Linked DNA regions of Homo sapiens: region 1 is linked to region 2. A link is a contact called in ENCODE Hi-C or POLR2A ChIA-PET data. All regions are on one chromosome and are shown on one strand. The core of a region is the stretch at or near the end of the contact, and the rest is flanking DNA. Distances in the headings are between cores, read along the strand shown. Region 1 holds the start of PSMB6 (proteasome 20S subunit beta 6). Region 2 holds the start of NCBP3 (nuclear cap binding subunit 3).

Region 1 (3,844 bases), core at 58-2,557, 950 kb before region 2:
AGCTTGTCAGTCACTCGATTGGCGATGTAGGACCTGCAGGATGGCAGAATAGTGAGGAAAGGAGCCCACCTGTCTTCCACCTCCATCCCATCACTACCCACTCTCTTAGGGCTCAGGGATAGGATGTCCAGTATTGCCTTTTTTTCCTTTTTCTTTGAGATGGAGTCTCGCTCTGTTGCCCAGGCTGGAGTACAGTGACGCGATCTCTGCTCACTGCAACATCCACCTCCTGGGTCCAAGCGATTCTCTAGCCCTAGCCTCCCAAGTAGCTGGGACTGCAGGCACGCACCGCCACGCACGGCTAATTTTTGTATTTTTTAGTAGAGACGGGGTTTCGCCATGTTGGCCAGGCTGGTCTCGAACTCCTGACCTCAGGTGATCCACCCGCCTCGGCCTCCCAAAGTACTGGGATTACAGGCGTGAGCCACCGTGCCTGGCCTCCAGTATTGCTTATTCTCATCCAAACTGAAGCGGGCTGGAGAACAGACTTTTGTAAGGATTCCACTAACGAGTGAGGGGAACTGAAAGTAACAAAAGTTGGGACAAATCTTTATCTCCAGAGAGAGAAGAAACCTCTCTTCCCACAGTGGTCTGTGGAGGCAGGCAGGGTGGGCTGGCAGGCAGGAAAGGAAAAGGAAGATGGGAAGACCTTTCACAAATCTGTCCTGAGCTCACCCAGTGGTTGTTCTGGAGTCCGCCCCCAGAACCACGCCCCCGTCAAACTGCACGGCCATGATAGTGGTCTGGGAAAAGGGAAAAAGGAGTAAGTCTACATTCTCCAGCAGACACAAACCTCAATGATCTCTCTACCTAGTTCCAAAAATACAAAATCTGTCCGTCGCTGAACCATTTTCAAATCTTATAGGGGCCTCAGCACCCCGCAGAATACCAGAATGCCAACCCTCAAATCTCAAAAGACTCATCCCGTACTTAAGCCCAAGATCCTCACTAGCCTCGCAGGATTTCAGAATTTCAAACTTCAGCCCACCCTCCACCTCCCACTACGAAGCTACCGCACCACTCCACCATCTTCGGGGTACCTCTCCCCATTCCTGGAGCACAACACATTCCACCTCCTCTCCACCCCTGCCAGATCTCTCAACCCCACTCAGGCTTTATCTTCCCATCGCGTCAGGCCTTGTGCACGTCCTATGAACCCCGATTCCTTCCTCACCCCAGTGGAAACTTCTCGGCTTTCCCAGTCTGGAGTGAACGCCTCCGGCCCCCAAGCCGGTGCTGGCCCGGCTCCCCGAGCAGCTAGTAAGGTAGCCGCCATCTTTCTCCTCCGGTACTGCCTCAAAGCAACTGTCGTAAAGCGCTCTGTCACGCTCTTTGGTCGCGCTTTGAGGCCTTCTGGGAGCGAAGCTACTCCGAGGTTGACGGCAGAAGGGAAAAGAAAAGTACAGTACTGCATGGGGACGGTTCTTTTGCGACAGTGAGCACTTGATGGCAGCGTGGCAAGCAACAAACAAAACAAGAAAGTCAGCAAAACCCCCCCCCCAAAAAACCAAAAAAAACCCAAAAACCGTTCGGCACTTTGGGAGGCTGAGGCGGGCGGATCATGAGGTTAGGAGTTCAAGACCAGCCTGGCCAACATGGTGAAACTCCTTCTCTACTAAAAAATACAAAAATTAGCCGGGCGTGGTGGGGCGCGCCTGTAATCCCGGCTACTGGGGAGGCTGAGGCAGGAGAATCGCTTGAGCCTGGGAGGCGGAGGTTACAGTGAGCCGAGATCACGCCACTGCACTCCAGCCTGAGCGACAGAGCAAGACTGTCTCAAAACAAAAGCAAAAACAAAACAAAACAAAAAACAGTCCTAGTGGCTTGCGCCGTACCGATCTTATGGAGTTACAGTCCAAAGGGCCCACAAAATAAACCTGAGAGTCTTTGGGCTAAAGTGACCACACCATGTTTTCATTTCTTTTAGTTATATACTTAGGAGTATATGCTGGCAGAGGAATTTATGGGTTCTATGATAACTGTATGTTTAACATTTTGAGCAACCGACAAACTGTTTTCCACAGAAACTGCACCATTTTACATCCCTACAAGCCATGTGTGAGGGTTCCAATTTCTCCACATCCTCACCAACACTTGTTATTGTGCATTTTTTTAGTTATAGCCATTCCAGTGGGTGTGAAGTGGTACCCTGTGGTTTTCATTGGTATTTTTCTAATGATTAGTGATGCTGAGCATATTTCCATGAGATAATTGGCCATTTGTATGTCTTTTTTGATGCAATGTTTTTTCAAGTTCTTTGCACATTCTAAAATTGGGATATGTCTTTTGTTTAATATATTTTTGGGGTTTAATTTTTTTTTTTTGAGACGAGGGTGGGGTGTGTGTGTGGGGTGGGTTTGTCTTGCGGTGTTTCCCAGGCTGGAGTGCAGATGGGATCATGGTGCACTATATCAGCCTCGAACTCCTGGGCTCCAGTGATCCTCCCGCCTCAGCTTCTCAAGTAGCTGGGACTACAGGTGTGTGCCACTGAACCCAGCTCTATTTGTCTTTTTTTTTTTTTTTTTTTTTTTTTGAGACGGAGTCTCGCTCTGTCGCCCAGGCGGGACTGCGGACTGCAGTGGCGCAATCTCGGCTCACTGCAAGCTCCGCTTCCCGGGTTCACGCCATTCTCCTGCCTCAGCCTCCCGAGTAGCTGGGACTACAGGCGCCCGCCACCGCGCCCGGCTAATTTTTTTTGTATTTTTAGTAGAGACGGGGTTTCACCTTGTTAGCCAGGATGGTCTCGATCTCCTGACCTCATGATCCACCCGCCTCGGCCTCCCAAAGTGCTGGGATTACAGGCGTGAGCCACCGCGCCCGGCCTCTATTTGTCTTTTTATACTGGTGTGATCTCGGCTCACTGCAGCTTCCGCCTCCCGGGTTCCAGCAATTCTCTTGCCCCAGCCTCCCAAGTAGCTGGGATTACAGGCATGCGCCACCATGCCCGGCTAATTTTTGTATTTTTATTAAAGAGATGGGGTTTCGCCATGTTGGCCAGGCCGGTCTCGAACTCCTAACCTCAGGTGATCCTCCCGCCTCGGCCTCCGAAAGTGCTAGGATTACAGGCATGAGCCACTGTGCCTGGCTCTATTTGTCTTTTTATTGTTGAGTTGTAAGGGTCCTTTTTAATATTCTAGGTACTAGAAACATCAGATACATGATTTGAAAATATTTTCTCCCATTGGATTGTCTTTTCATGTCCTTCATTGGTGTTCTTTGAAGCATGAAAGTTTATAGTGCCAGCTCTTACATTTTTAGGTCTGTGGTCCATTTTGAGTTAATTTTTGTATGTGATGTGAAGTAGAAGTCCAAATCCATGCTTTTGCATATGGATAGTCAGTTAGTTGTTCCAGCACCATTTGTTGAAAAGACCTGCCGGGTGCAGTGGCTCACGCCTGTAATCCCAGCACTTTGGGAGGCTGAGGCAGGCGGATCACGAGGTCAGGAGACTGAGACCATCCTGGCTAACACGGTGAAACCCCTCTACTAAAAATACAAAAAAAAAATTAGCCGGGTGTAGTGGTGGGCGCCTATAGTCCCAGCTACTCGGGAGGCTGAGGCAGGAGAATGGTCTGAGACCAGGAGGCGGAGCTTGCAGTGAGCCGAGATCGGGCCGCTGCACTCCCAAGCCTGGGCAACAGAGCAAGACTCCGTCTCAAAAAAAAAAAAAAAAAAAAAAAGACTGTCTCCCCATTGAATGATCTTGGCACCCTTGTTAAAAATCATTGACCATACATGTATGGACTTACTTCTGGATTCTCAGTTTTGTTTCATTGATCTATATGTCTATCCTATGCCAGTATCATATTGTCTCTATTACTGTAGCTTTGTAGTACTTCTTTTC
Region 2 (3,993 bases), core at 281-2,780:
GGCCTCAACCCAATTTTTAAAAGTACTTTGTGTCCCATTCATCAAATAAAACTAGTCCTCTAAAGAGCTCTGTCTTGTGTTTATCCTGTGGTTTAGCCCAAATTTAAGAAAAACTGTGATGTACTGCACCCCTTCTGTTGGACCCTGTATCTACATATAAATTATCACATTTAACCCTCACAACCTCCTTTGTAGGTAGGTAATGGTCCATTTTACTGATGAAGGAACTGAGACTCCAAAGTGCTAAGCAGCTTGCCTAAGGTCACACATGGTGGATGGGGCCCGGCCAGCCAGCTCGAAACCCAGGTGTGTCTGATGCTGACCATGCTCTTCCTTGGTTTATCATTATTTGCTCCTCCATGGTCAGAGCTGGTAGGGCCTCAGGGCCTCAGAGACTGTAGGGTCTCACCTATGCCCTCCTCAGATGGGAAAACAGACCCAAAAACCTGTCCAAGGTTACCCAGGGAGGAAGATGCAAAATCAGGACTCAGGCCGGGCGCGGTGGCTCATGCCTGTAATCCCAAGACTTTGGGAGGCCGAGGCGGGTGGATCGCTTGAGGTTAGGAATTCGAGACCAGCTTAGTCAACATGGTGAAACCCTGTCTCTACAAAAAAAAAAAAAAAAAAGAAAGAAAGAAAGAAAGAGGAGAGGGAGGAAGGAAGGAAAAGAGAAAGAAAGAAAAGAAGAAAGAAAGGAAGGAAGAAAGGAATAAAGAAAGAAAGAAAGAAAGAAAAAGAAAATCAGGACTCAGAACAGCAGCTGATCAGTGACACCCTCGGGACGCGTAGACAACCCCTCTCCCCCACCAGGCTCTCGTTAGAAATATCCGCCGGAAACTATGCTCACAGGTCTACAGTGGATGGCACCCTCAGGAGTCAGGAAATCGGCGTCCAAGTTCTGGCCTTTGGGCAGGTCTCTCCCTCTTGGAGTCTCAATTTTTGTGTATGTAACATGGGCCAATTTTGGGGAGACTTTTAAGAGACAAAGACTGGCAAGGCAAGTAACTTTATAAACCTACAGATTGTCCAGAGGTGATATATCAAGGCTCATTGTAAACTCTGGAAGACTTAGATCCAGCTTTTATCCCTTAAATGGCGTCACCTTGGGTCAATTTCTATGCCTCAGTTTCCTCATATATGAAATGGGGGTCAAAATAGGATCTACTTCATAGAGTTGTTCTAAGGGTTCGAGCGCTTGGAAGTGTCTGGCCCATAGTGATCACTCAGGAAAGTTGGCTTTTAGTACAGCTTTAGCCTCAAGGCGTAGCTACATTGTAACCCTTGACTACCCCGGTCTCCTCCAAGCTCCGTAGTTCCCGCAGGCCCCGCCCCCGTCCCCGCTCAGTCCCGCCTTCTCCTCCCCAGGTCCCGCCCGCGCAGCCGGCCCGGTTTTCTCCCGCCACCAGGGGGCGGCGGCGCTAAGGGCGGCCTTCTGGGCCGAAGCCGGCGACGCTCTAGGTAGCTGCGGCGGCTCCTCTGTGGCCAGTGGCAGCGGCGCTCTAGCCGGCGGCCGTGAGGGGCGGGCTCTCAGTGGTGCGGCCGGCAGGCAGCGATGGCGGCCGTACGGGGCCTGCGGGTGTCGGTGAAGGCGGAGGCCCCGGCGGGGCCGGCCCTGGGGCTCCCGTCCCCTGAGGCGGAGTCCGGTGTTGACCGTGGCGAGCCGGAGCCCATGGAGGTGGAGGAGGGCGAGCTGGAAATCGTGCCTGTGCGGCGCTCGCTCAAGGAACTGATCCCGGTACGGGCGGGGGTCGGGGGGTAAGGAAGAGGTCGCGGGGCTAGTGTCTAGCGCCGGAGGGGGCCGGAAGGGGCGGTGGCCGGAGCCCCAGCCGGGGAAGTCAAGGGAGCGGGAGAGGAGGGAGCCAGCGTCCTGGGAACGGGAACGCCGGGCTGGAGGAGGGACGCGGAGCGGGAGAAAGGACGCCGGGGCGCCGGAAATGGGTGTTGAGGGGGCTGGGGGGTGGTGGCGGAGAGCTGGGAGGGAGTTGAGGACCCCCCTCCGCTGCCCCCTCTGAGCCGCGCTGTGCAAGGAGGTGAGTGAGGAGGGGCTGGAAGGATGAGATAAAGGGGGAGCCCTGGGCGGGAACAGAACCAGGGGCAGCCCAGAAGGAGCTGTTGGGTGGCGCCAGCAACCAGGTCTCCTTGTGGGTCTTGCCCCGGAGGAATTTGTATCTGGGAAACATGGCACTCGCTCTTTGTCTTGAGAGGGCTGCACTTGTCAGCAGCAGAAACTCACTGTTTCTGTCGTGACTTCGGGGTCATCTTGCCCCCCCCGCAGCTCCAGTGACACCTACACCGTGGCCCCAGCATCTGACTCTTAATGAAAGCAAACTAGCAGACGACCAATAGACATCCTTGGTCCCTCCTTTACCGCGCTGGGGATGGTGAGAGGTGTTTTGCTTGTGACTTGGTGGCTGTATATCCAGTTCTCAGAGCTGGTTTCAGGCCTGGATGACTCCTCTTAATTTCTCACCTAACATGAATTACTTTTGACCACATGTCAACATATTTAGACTGAAGTTATGGAGAAAGGTTAAAGTATGATCGCTAGAGATGGCAAACGTTATAATTATGATTAACAACAGCTAATATAGTAGCATTTACCATTCACTATATTGTGTCACTTAAATATACTGGCCGTGCACGCCTTTAGTGCCAGCTATTCAGGAGTCTAAGTTCCAGACCAGCCTCAGCAATATAGCAAGACCCCTTTGAGGTCCCCCCTTTCCCCTCTCCCCATCTCAAAAACAAAACCAAAATAAATAAATATTACTGCAGTTGTGAAGCAGGTGTTATCATCCCTTTAGTCATTCAGTTCAACATGGTTTTTGTTTTGTTTTGTTTTGAGACGGAGTTCGCTCTTGTTGCCCAGGCTGGAACGCAATGGCGCGATCTCGGCTCACCGCAACTTCCGCCTCCCGGGTTCAAGCCATTCTCCTGCCTCAGCCTCCTGAGTAGCCAAGTACAATGGCCTGATCTTGGCTCACCGCAACCTCCGCCTCCTGGGTTCAAGCTACTCTTCTGCCTCAGCCTCCCAAGTAGTTGAGATTACAGGGATGTGCCACCGTGCCCGGCTAATTTTGTATTTTTAGTAGAGACGGGGTTTCTCCATGTTGGCCAGGCTGGTCTCGAACACCTGACCTCAGGTGATCCGCCCGCCTCTGCCTCCCAAAGTGCTGGGATTACAGGCCTGAGCCATTGCGTCCGGCCAACATGTATTTATTGCATCCCCCGCTATGTACCAAGGCACAGCCCTAGGTGCTTGATCAAGCTCAACCTCCCTCCTGGAGTTTATGTTCCATATAAACTCTAAATGACAAAAAGCCAATCTTGTGAAGATTGAAAAGGAGTTCCCCCAGCAGGGCCAGTAACAAGCACAGAGGCTCTGGGATGGGTCCAGGATTGTTGGAAACTTCTGTAGTACTAATGGAAGGGCAGTAAAAGAGGTCAGGAAGGCAGGTAGATACCACAGAGGAAACTGAGACCCAGAGAGGTCAAGAAAACTATACAGTGTCCTGTAATTAGTGACTGTCAGAGCTGAGGCTTCAGTCCTCGCTTGGTTTCCAAATCCCATCCCCTTTGCATTGCACTGTGCTGTATTTGCCTCAGGAGTTCTAGGTGAGGCTGGACCTTCTGCGTTGAGGTGGAGGGTTGTGCTCCACCTGGTGGCTGGGCATGAGGAATTCGTTCAGACTGGGTTGGGGAGCTAAGTGACTGTGCCTTATCTTTTGACATTTTCCACAAAAGCCTTTAGATTTTCTTTACATGGATACTTGGAGTTGATGGAATCACTTCAGTTTTTGGACAGGCTCTGATCTTCTTATTGGAGTGGTTGATTGATACCATGGAATCACTAGGATGGGGCTTCTTAATAAAAGGTTGTCAGGGGTGGGGAAGGGTTTTGAAAAGAGTGGCTATTCAAAAAGAACCAGACTTGCCAGGTGTGGTGGCTCATGCCTGTATCCCAGCACTTTGGGAGGCTGAGACAGACGGATC

What was found. A loop is a pair of places that touch in the nucleus more often than their neighbours do. ChIA-PET counts read pairs that join two places held with the same protein, here RNA polymerase II (POLR2A). Pooled maps may share reads with other maps.
Region 1: a loop to region 2 is called in a pooled map, with 4 times the contacts of the local background. The contact joins the promoter of PSMB6 here to the promoter of NCBP3 in region 2. A Hi-C loop is called at or near these places in 4 of 50 pooled maps. POLR2A ChIA-PET finds 5 or more read pairs at or near these places in 2 of 52 experiments (HEK293T and endothelial cell of umbilical vein).

What each region holds. Positions count from the first base shown.
Region 1 is chr17:4,793,627-4,797,470 of GRCh38, reverse strand. PSMB6 (proteasome 20S subunit beta 6) reads right to left here and starts at 1,307. Exons shown (of 6, transcript NM_002798.3): 1 at 1,175-1,307; 2 at 676-743; 3 at 1-33. The coding sequence starts at 1,276. RefSeq lists enhancers at 994-1,523, 950-1,548.
Region 2 is chr17:3,843,783-3,847,775 of GRCh38, reverse strand. It overlaps NCBP3 (nuclear cap binding subunit 3), which reads left to right and starts at 1,530. Exons shown (of 13, transcript NM_001114118.3): 1 at 1,530-1,735. The coding sequence starts at 1,553. RefSeq lists silencers at 1,242-1,361, 1,542-1,831.